Regions from separate parts of the Mus musculus genome. Here region 1 is linked to region 2. The links are chromatin loops, found by intact Hi-C in ENCODE. Cell type or tissue: heart. All regions are shown on one strand. Each heading gives the region's core, and the rest is flanking DNA. Links, peaks and the distances in the headings are about the cores only.

Region 1 (5,387 bases), core at 207-5,206, 750 kb after region 2:
CCCCCCCCCGTCCAGCCCTCCAATTTAAGGAAAAGATATGATCCCATCCCGTGACTTCACAGTAGTATAATTTGAATGGCGTGAGTGCTTGGCTCATGTGCAGATCTGTGCACTCCAGCAAACTAAACACCCCTGTTTACACCAGTGGTGACTAGTAGGGGAATGGCAGTCAACTCACAAGCCTCTTCAGCAATTTTGATCCGGAGAAAATTGCTTCCCTTCCTTTAGCCATAAAATAGACAGGTTACTGCATTATACATAAGGGTAGAAAACTGAAATTTTTCCATCAAGAACCACAGATCAATAAATTGTATGAACTCACTACTGGTGCTGTAATCTAGCGAAGTCATCTTAAACTGAGCAGTGTTCCTGAGGCTCTTTGAAGCATGCCTACTCTTTCTCTGAGTAAGATTGGGGTCTGACCTCCATTTACAGGGACATGGGGTGAGTCTCATAAATACTAATATTCTTTGCCAGGCTCTTCAGAGCCGGACCATTTCATTCGGGCCTATAAATGGTCAATGTGTGATTTAACTAAATGGAAGAAAGGTCCATACAGGACACTTGGACTTTCCCAACAGCCCCAAGGCTCCTCCATCTTCCAAAAATGTACTGCTCAGTGATGTATGTTAGTTACCTCTTGCTATTCATTTCTTAGAAAGCAAAGTTTACTAGCTAATAGCTCCATACATCTACAAATCACTGCTACAAGCACTCCCAAACACAACTGGACTCTTTCATTAAGAAGTTACTAATTGAGGATGGACAGATGTCTCAGTGGTTAGAGTACTAGCTACTTGTCCAGAGGACCCAGGTTCAATTCCCAACACCCACATGGCAACTCACAACTATCTGTAACTGCAGTTCTAGAGGTACCCCACTCATACACGGGCATGTATGCAGGCAAGACATCGATGCACAAAGGATAAGTTAATATGGTTTTTAATTATTTAAAGTTAACTAATCTTGAGATTTTATTTTGTGTATGGCATCAGTTCTCTTCAAACACAGACATTATGTATGATTCCTGATGGTATCAGGGATTTGACAAGCGGTTATTACATGCTGTTAAGTAATGTATATGCACCGTCCATTGCTCTGAGAAGTCTCCCAAGGAAGCCACCCTCACCATCCCATTTCATAAACTGGGAAACTAAGACCAACATAAGGGAAGCTTCTGTAGCTATAAATCATCAACCTTCCCAGTGTGGCCTTTAACACGGATCCTCACATCGTGGTGGCTCCATCCATAGATGACTTTGTTACTACTTCCTTAACTGTACGTTTGCTACTGGTATTGTAATGGAGCAAACTGATATGCAGGATATCTGATATGCAGTTCACGGCCCTCATGTTGAGAACAGCTGTATGATTACTGTATTGATATGAAAGAGAAAGGATCTTGTCGGCCTGTTATATTCCAGAGCAGTGGAAGGCCAACAGCCCCCTTGGTCAGCAGCTCCCCTCATACAGGAACCAACCAGGGCCTGCTTCATGAAGTGTCTTAGGTGGGGCATGTCCATGAATCCCAGACAGACCCAGGCAACCAGCTCTGAATCTCCACTAGCAAGTTCCCTTTATGAAACTGGAGACGTCTTCCACCCATATGAAGCAAGCCCAGGCCCTGTGCTTATCCCTAAGAAATGTGAGCTTATACCAGAGACTGAGATGCTTTGAGACATGCCCGCAGGTCCCTGAACAGAGAGAACAGTAGTAGATTATGTAGGTGGTTGGAAACCACAGAATCGTGCTTAAAAATCAATGCAAAGGAAGGGACTGGATGGCAGAGTGGACCAGAGCCTTGTCCCGGCACCGTGCTGACCCGCAGCACACACAGCAAGCAGCAGATGGATAAGTAACACCTGACTTAAAATTCCTCTTAGAATATCAGAGATTTATTTACATTTGAAAGCTGCTTTAAAAACTAAATATTGTCAGGAGTGGAACAGTGTGTGGATCCTGAAATAAGTAATTCAGATAGGAGGGTAGTTACCAGAAATTGAGTTTGAAGGACTTTTAAAACTACACAGAACGTGAGGCCTGAGTTGATACTGTAGTGCTGATAGGAACTATAGCACTGTGGTGTTCTTATAGAACCAAACTACTCTGGTTTGTATTGGAACTTAATGAAACACGAGGTGGTATTTTAGACCTGTGTCTTTGATATTAACTAGGGCTTATGAGTGTTGTGGGCTTAGACTGGACTCCCTGTTCCTCTGTGTTCACATAGCAGTGCGTCCACATATCCATGAAGGGAAGCAGGTCAGACATGGTGAGAAGGCATGGGGTTCAGTGGTTCAGAAGTGATGGCAGTTGGGTAGGTTGTAAGAGGTCAGAAAACTTTGGCTCCAGCATGGCTCCCATCTGTACTGGCCAAGTGACCTGAGTTGTCTTGCTAACATGTCACTGTCTTTTAATTGGCCCATCAGTGGAACTGGAATGACAAGATTGGGAACAAAAGCTGAGTGAAACACGAGCCCTTGAAAGGGCTCTATAAATAAATGGAGTGACTTTCATACCTCTGAGTGGATAGGGTTGGGAGTTCTCTAGTCAGTGTGTGACATTTCTTCTGTTGGCTAAGCCTTGGTTATCCTTGAATGCCCTGCAAATGAGTCTAGAGAGAGGGGGAGAGGGAAGGGGAGGGGAGGGGAGGGGAGGGGAGGGCACTGCACCTGTGGAACCCTCATCCTCTGCCCGCTAACTCTTTGCTTCTTCTTTCTGTCATGAAAACATTAGTCCTCCCAAAGGCAATTATGGATCCTCCCATAGAAATACAACAGAGAACACTGGTTTCCTTGAAGAACTTCCCACTTGCTCTGGTTTGTGGCCTATGGCCTGGTGGCAGCTCTGCCACGTTGAAGCTGCTCCCGATTCTCCCACAGCTCATTCTGGGTCCTTTTCCATGTGCAGTGCGCTGTCAAAGACTGATTGGCCTGTGTTCATAAGTGCAATTAAGAATTCCTTGTTAAAAAGCAGCCATAAACAGCAAAGTAGGATTTGGATCTGATTACACAAAGCAATTTTAAGCAATAAAGTGGTGTTGATTTGATTCATGTATTTGCCATTTCAAAAATGCACCCTTTTGAACAAAGACAAATCCCTCTGTAAAGACTGCAAAACTGTATCCTGTGAAACTTTAAATCCTGAAGATTCATAAACTGTTGATGGTGAAAGTTCCTAAGTGTGTTTATTCTCTGTCATCTTTGGTCTAGGTTAAGACAGTGACATATGTTCTGCTGTACTAAAAGGCCATGAAGTAAAGGATCATTGTCAGGGATGAGATGGGTACACGGCCTTTCCTAGTCGCTTTGGTTGTTCACGTCAAGATGTAATGCACAGGCTTAAGACAATGGTCTTAGTATCTCTACAGGAGAGGAAGGACCATTAGAAGTAAGCATTGGCATCCCTGGAACAATACAGACACAAAATCATACAAGTGTCTTGACTTCCTCTTGTGAACTTCTCTTTGACAACTGAAATTCCAGTCATGGATTGAACTGACTCTTCAACCCCTGATTTCAGACATCAATTTCCCCGATTTCTCTTATACCTCACTATAGCTGTGATAGTCCCCACCCCATCCCCGGCTTTGTCAGCTTGAACATAAATGAGATGTCTTTGAAAAACACCCACTTGTGGAGAATAAGCAGGAAGGATCACATGCCCAAGGGTTGAGTGCATGCCCACTTGCTCATTCAGAGGGCACACTTGTCCCTCTTAAGAACCCTGCCATCTGGCCAGAGAGTCCAAAGCCTTTGCTCCCTGAATCAGCCACGTCAGCCCTCAGTTGTGGTGGATGATGTCTAGCCACAACATCGCCCTGGAAATCATAAGCAAGTGCTATTAAGACCCTGCTTATTTGACAGCAGCTATGTATTTAGGACTGATCCGGGTTCTGAGGGGTGAGAAGTATCAGAGATGTCCCCTATCACCTCAAGAGCCTCTGTCCCTGATAGGAGAGAGCAGAGGTGCGCACAGATGCCAACACTATCTGGCAGAATGTGGCAGCTATTGAATGAAGACAATTTAACAGAGAATGGCTGACCGCTAAAAAGTTGGTATTAGGGGAGGACTTCAGGGCTGACCTAAAGTTGGAAGAGGGAATGAGACTCTGGAGGTACAGGAGATGAGAGAAAGATTCATAGCCAGTTAGTAGGGCTCACAGATCCAGGAGTGAAAAGGTATAGCACTTTCATATCCTCCGCTGGATAAACCATGAGGGTTTAAGATCAAGGAGCATGTGTCTTTCAGACCATGCCTCCACATACCAGCTGACGTGCTTCGACACTCATTGACTGTATTCTATGTCTACAGCCTGAAGAGCCTCCCTCTCAGTCATGTGACATGTAGTTATTGTGCTTATATTGTGTGTGTCAGCTAGCAAAGTGTGTGTGTTTGGTAGGGGAGGGACACAGGGTGTAATGAGTTGCTATAGGCTATTGGCTTGAGACATTGTGTCACACTGCCACTGGGTCAGTTAACTCTGCTCCTGATCTCCATTGTGTGTACCACCCTTCACCTCCAGAGAGGTAGGACTCAAGTGTCTCAGCCAGGTGTGCTTCTGATGCCCAGACTGGCAGTACCAGCAGTTTACAGGGAGGAAAGGGGAGGCCAGCCAGCATAGATAGGAGTCGGCTATGGAGGAGTTAGTTGAGTTGGTCGTTAAAAAAAAAAAAAAAATGAAAGCAGCCCTTAAGACACGATGGATATCATGGAGCATGGTAGAACAACAAAGTCAGCGTGGACTGAGACTGAATCAAGTTAAGCTCATGGACCGAACCACGCTAAAAACTTTTACTCTGTGTCGAAATTAGTATTAACAGCTAGAGTTGAAATCTCTGTGTTATGTGTCTTTTTAACGTTGTAATAAAGATGACACCAAAACAGCTGGTTTTCTCTTCTTGGTATCCTATGGAGCACAGCGCCTTGTAAATGTCAGAACAATGGATAGGCAGTGTGTCATTTCCCTTGTTTGCCTTCTCTTTGCAGGAAATACCAGAAATGGTCCAATGCCATATGGGTTCCGGCTCCCACCAGAAGAAATGAGGAGACAGCGTCTTCACAGATTTGATGGCCAGTGATATGGCACCATGCAGGGGAAGTCCAGCTGTGCGATTGGAGCCCGTTCACTTAACTCCCCAAGCCCCTAATTGGTTTTAAACAAAAGAAGAGCACAGGGTTACTGTTGCAGGTCACTCTTGTCTGCCATGAACAAGTACTCCATGGCCCCTGTGTGCCCAGATGCACAAGCCCAGCTGACATGTCCCAGGAAGCCCACAGCCTTCCCAGAGTGGCCTGTCTAGCCCCGTGATCGCTCCTAAACCAAAGGTCACCTCTTCAGATGGGACCAATTTCCACTTTTCTCCTTCCCTCCAGACTCAGTGGCT
Region 2 (5,387 bases), core at 283-5,282:
ATGTGTGCCCAATACACATAATAAAATCAATGTCACACACATGTAATTTTTTTTGCCCCCCCCAAAAAAAAAAAAAAAAAGATGAAGAAGTCCACCAAAGGAAAAAGATGGAAGAAAGATAGTCACGATACATTTATTGTCATCTCTGTTCCCAGTGAGAATTTAGGCAGACTAGCATTTTCTGGTTTAATCGCCATTGTTTTGATTGTGTGCATTTCCAGCAGTTTCCATCCAACAAGTAGTGAGGAAGGAGAGGAGAGCAGAAACAGAACAAAGTAAAAGAAGAGACATAGGAGGTGCAAAGAGAGAGATGACCATTCCGCCTAAATAAATAAGTCTACCTCACTCTGCCATTAGCAGGATGGTATTTACAGCCTAGAACATCTTTTTCTTGCATGGTGAATGCTCTCTGGTGCTTCCCTCTCTAAATTAAACAGTCTAGAGCTGAGTCAGTCAAGCAAGAAAACTAAAAGACAGTATGTCTTCCTCCCGCTCCTTTGCTGTAGGACGCATCATCACACAGAAAACATCCCTACTGTCCATGATCACAGCTGTCTTGTCCTCTTACTCTTTGTTGTGCCTTGAACAGACCTTTTCTTTTTGTCTTGATTTGCTCAACCCAAGGACACTCAAGACATAAGGAATGGTTGTTGATGTGTTGGAGTAAAGTTCTTCCCTATGGAAAGCTGCCACTAATTCTCCAATGGAATCTGTACTGACGTGGTTCTCAAGCTTCTGGTAGGGAGAAGAGGGTCTTCCTTGCAGGAGTGGAATTCCAGTGCAGCGCAGGTAAAGTGGGCAAAGGTTTGGTTCAGTAGTATGAAGCCATAATTCACCATCTTACCTCATCTCATCTTTTAATTTCAGACGTGTGATGTACATTTTTTTCCTTCCACCCTAACTCTGGTAAGTGCAGTATGATTCTAAATCTTCTGTGAAATGCTATCCAGGACAAAAATAGATTTTTTTTTCATAAGAAAATTTACTTTCTCTTAGAAGGAAAATATAATTTACTTTTATTTGTTTGGTTTTTTTTTCAAAATTTTTATTAGATATTTTCTTCATTTCCATTTCAAATGCTATCCAGAAAGTCCCCTATGCCCTCCCCCCACCCTGCTCCCCTACCGACCCATTCCCCCTTCTTGGCCCTGGCATTCCCCTGTACTGAGGCATATAAAGTTTGCAAGACCAAGGGGCCTCTCTTCCTAATAAAAAGACAGGCTCCTAGGGGACAAAAATCTCCGTGCCTCAGCCTCCGATTACAATAGGACAAAACTGAACTGACTTATCTTAGATTCAAAGGTTACTTACCAAACATAGTATATCTAGATTTTTTCTAAAAAAATTATTTAAAATATGAGAGTATTAATAAGAGCATAGTTTTATTTGAAAAAGAAATTTAATATGTGTGTGTCTGTCACCTTTGGACAAAGATTTTCATCTCTATAATACAATTACTTTACATTCATTGTTTCCTCTTAGCTACTAAGCTTAACCTATACATGCCATCTATTTATGTTACTACTTTTATAATTCTCAAGGCTACCCAAATTTCAGGCCAGGAGATGCTGCAAAGGTTAAGCATGCTTGCTGTCATTTTGAGAAACCAGAGCTCTGCCTACACCACCCCCATCAGGCAGCTCACCTGGAACTCCACTTCTCTGGTATGAAAAGCCCTCTTCTAGTCTCTGCGGAAACCCCCAATACAAGAAAGGACACACAGACACATACATACATACATACATACATACATACATACATACATACACACACAATACACACAAATTAAATAAATCTTTATAAAATAATACTCAAACCAAGTTGAATTTTAATTTATACTTTGTAATAAAACCACAGGCATGGTACACCTAGGAGGATCTATGATTCAAAGACAACCAAGTGAACTTATTTGTTTATCTCCTCTATTGCCTACTTGGATGTTTCCAAAGAAGCTGAAACTTTTTGGAGTGCTGAAAAAAATACAGATGTTTTCATCTGCCTCTCCTTCACTATTTAAGAATTTGTAACAAAATGTTTGAAAGCTACATGACATCAGAGAAACTGCTGGAAGTCTTACCACTTCTGAAATACCCAAGAAACTTCCAAATCCAAATAACACTTCCATTGTATAAGACACTGGGGGCTAGTGGCACCCAAAGGAGACCCCTGGAGCCCAGCAGTCTCCCAGGCTTTACAGAAGGCACACAGGTATTCTAGGTGTAGAATGTGGGCCTGGAGAATTTATCCAGCCTCCTAATATACCTCCCTCTCCTGAAGAGTAATATTATAGGTGGTACATATTAATGTGTATTTGCAATGCTTTTGGCCCAGGGTAGGGAAAAGATAAGAAGATGTAAAGAAAGCAGAAATCAAAAGTACCTTACCAGTGAAGTGAAATTGAAAGTGGATATGTTTCTAAATCATACCTTCAAAAAAAAAAAAAAAACCATATGTAGAAAAGGCTGATTAGTTTCAATTAGTCTTTGTGTACTTTTGTTTCATATTGGGGGGGAAATGGATTGGGAAAGAAGAGGTGAAAAGAGGGAAGGAGAGAAAGAGAGAGGCAGAGACAGAGTCAGAGAGACACAGAAATAGATGCAGAGACAGACAGAGACATGCAAAGAGATAACTCACAAGTCTTGGTTTACCTTCTCTGCTGGAATTTCTTGAAGATCATTAATTTAACAGAGTAACAATAATTACATTGATATTGATGTTATGCATTTTTCTGATTGCTTCCCACCACTCATAATTTTATTTAAAAAAATTCCTGATGTGATTTAGCTCTAAGAAATGGTGTACCTATTACACTAAATTGCCAGGCAACTACTATAAACCCACATATGCATCAGACCTTTTCATTGAGGTATACATTTCGGGTCATGGACTCTTAAGATACTTAGCCTTGGCCTTATTTCCATGGTAACTTATTCTGGAAGGTTTAATGAAAGGAGCTAAATTCAACTGTCAAAGCTTCTCACATCCATCACTCTTATGTATTGAATAGAAACATTCTTTCAAAAAAATATTTGGTTATCTGTCTCTCTGTAGGTGCATGTGTATTCAGGGGTCCACAGAGTCCAGAAGAGAGGGTCAGATCTTCTGGGTCTGTGGTTATGGATAGTTATTAGTCATCTAATATGGGTGTTGGGAACTTAACTCACATCCTCTGCAACAGCAGCTAGGCCTCTTAACAGCCAGCTACCTCTCCAGAAACATGTTCCATAAAGCTTAACTAAATTTATTCCTTATTTTTGTTTTATGTATACGAGTGTTTTTGCTTGCTTACATTGTATTTGTCCCATGTTTATCCCTAGTGCTTCAGGAGAGCCAGAAGAGGGCATCAAATCTCCTGGAACTGAAGTTATGAATAGATGTGGATGCTGGAGAAAGAATTAGGGTCTCCTACAAGAACAGCAAGTATTCCTAACCACTGAACAATCTCTCCAGCCACAAGACATTATTCTTTGTTGATTTGGCCTCCTACACAAAACTTGATTCTTTCTCTGTTTTCCGTTGTTTCCTCTATCTCAACCCTTGCTTAAACTGTACTCACTTAAAATATCATAATCTTTCTTATTTTAACAAAAGGCTCATTGGTGTGTTTATGTTTCCACACATCTGGTAAGTGGAAATACTGATGGCTTTTGTTCCAGGATGTTTTTTTGCAAGGATGTTGGTCAATCCACCAGTCTAGAAATATACAGAGATGGTCTTCCTCTGGAACACAGCCCAAGATCTTCTCTAATGTAACCTACTGCTTATGAAGACATCAAGTGGATCTCCTGTAACGTATCTCCATATGTAAACTGAGGCTTAAGACACTGGGCAAAGAAAATTCTGACATTCTTGTTGTTTCTGCTTATTGAAATAATGCCTTCCCCTATTTTCTGTCAGCATTGGGGAGACCAAAGAAGGTTAACCCATCAGCTCACAATAGGCAAATCTCAGACTCCTCACAGTTCCAGACAAAGCATCAATACTTTGCTTATGGCACACTTGAAGGCTTGAAAGCCCCTCAAGCTTTCAATGAAAATAAGCCTCCTTGCAGTAAATAAAGATATTGCTATTCCTCCCTCCCAGGTAGTCTAACTTTTAGGTCTGATTTAGAAACTCTGAACCTATCTTTATCTGTTTAAATGAGGTTCCCAATAATAATTCATTCTGGGAAGATAAAATAACTAGAAACTATCATACCACTACTCCAGGTAAAATACTCAACATTCAATAGGTAACAATGATTAGAGTAGTTATAGCATCTTTAATATATACTAATGCATTTTCCTCTTCCATATCTGAAAAACAATGGAAAAATAGTTTTAAAGGACTAAAATGTTAATTTTATTACTGATAAGGAACAGATCAGAAAATACAGCTTTGGTCTACCACCCAGAGAATCTGCAAGTCAACCCCTTGAGTAGACAAATTAACCATGTGGTCTCAGGCAGAACTGAAGTAGTATTGACTTCCTCATACTTAAGGGTGTTTTTATTCATATGAGTCTTAAGGATGATTTTTAAAACTTTATTATGACTTTTGGCTTAAAATGGACAATGGTAAGAAAATAGTAATAGAAAGTAAGATAATAAAGTTTTGAAGTTAGAAATTGGATAAGATAATTGTATCTGATCTTCATCCTTCACCTTCATCACTAAGATAAAGAATCTCTTCTCAACTTGTCTCATGACTTGGAGATGTTAAGAAAATTTCTAAAGTTCATGAGGTGAATAAATGTTAAAACTCAGATTTCCAACTCTAGGTCCCTATTGCATTTTCAATGGGAACAGGAAGATGGTAGTTTCACTAGAGGAGAGCCATGAAACAGACATAGGAAGATGATAAAATGACAGAAAAGAGAAGATAGAGCACAGAATACGGTTTCGTTAATAATGTCGATGCAAAAATTATTTAAATCTAGAGGGAGTTAAATTGTCATCATTCCTCATTTTAATTTATTGAGACCTCAATGATTCCTGACCCCACAGAATACAACAGAGTTGAATAAACCCTATAGCTGCATTGGAAGCAGACATAATTTAGTGAGTGATATGAGCCTATATAAATCCATAATCAATTTGACCATTGTCATCCTAAAGTCCAGTGTGAGGATGGCAGTGAGAACCACTGGATGCAAACATATACTGGTAGGAAGAGAAGTGGGACCCAAGAGAATATTTGTTTTTGTTGGGAACAGGGATTGTCACATGATTAAATTTAGTTCCAATATGAAGTTACCATCATATACTGTTGAATATATGTAATGCACTATGAAGTGTGATGCAGATAGAGTGACAAAATGAAGTTAGCTTCCAGTGTAATCCAACAGAAGCACGTGATAACCCAGGGATGTTTCATTAGCATCTGGCATAGGTCTGTCCAAACTCTAA

Evidence for each region. A loop is a pair of places that touch in the nucleus more often than their neighbours do. Peaks named below come from ENCODE experiments on the same cell type or tissue, not always from the same donor. Only the 100,000 strongest peaks of a DNase experiment are listed, where the experiment ranks them.
Region 1: a loop joins it to region 2, with 4 times the contacts of the local background. A loop is called at or near these places in 5 of 42 quality-filtered maps.

The regions. Positions count from the first base shown.
Region 1 is chr1:82,437,874-82,443,260 of GRCm38, forward strand. It overlaps Rhbdd1 (rhomboid domain containing 1), which reads left to right. Exons shown (of 7, transcript NM_029777.3): 7 at 4,990-5,387. The coding sequence ends at 5,081. Among named protein-coding and RNA genes, the nearest start is that of Gm46095, 69 kb to the left of the region's middle. In heart, for the core only: no CTCF peak of the experiment used is centred there; a DNase peak (open chromatin) is centred at 2,448.
Region 2 is chr1:81,685,589-81,690,975 of GRCm38, forward strand. No RefSeq gene overlaps it. Among named protein-coding and RNA genes, the nearest start is that of Mir6344, 440 kb to the right of the region's middle. In heart, for the core only: a CTCF peak has its summit at 3,321 (motif pointing right); no DNase peak of the experiment used is centred there.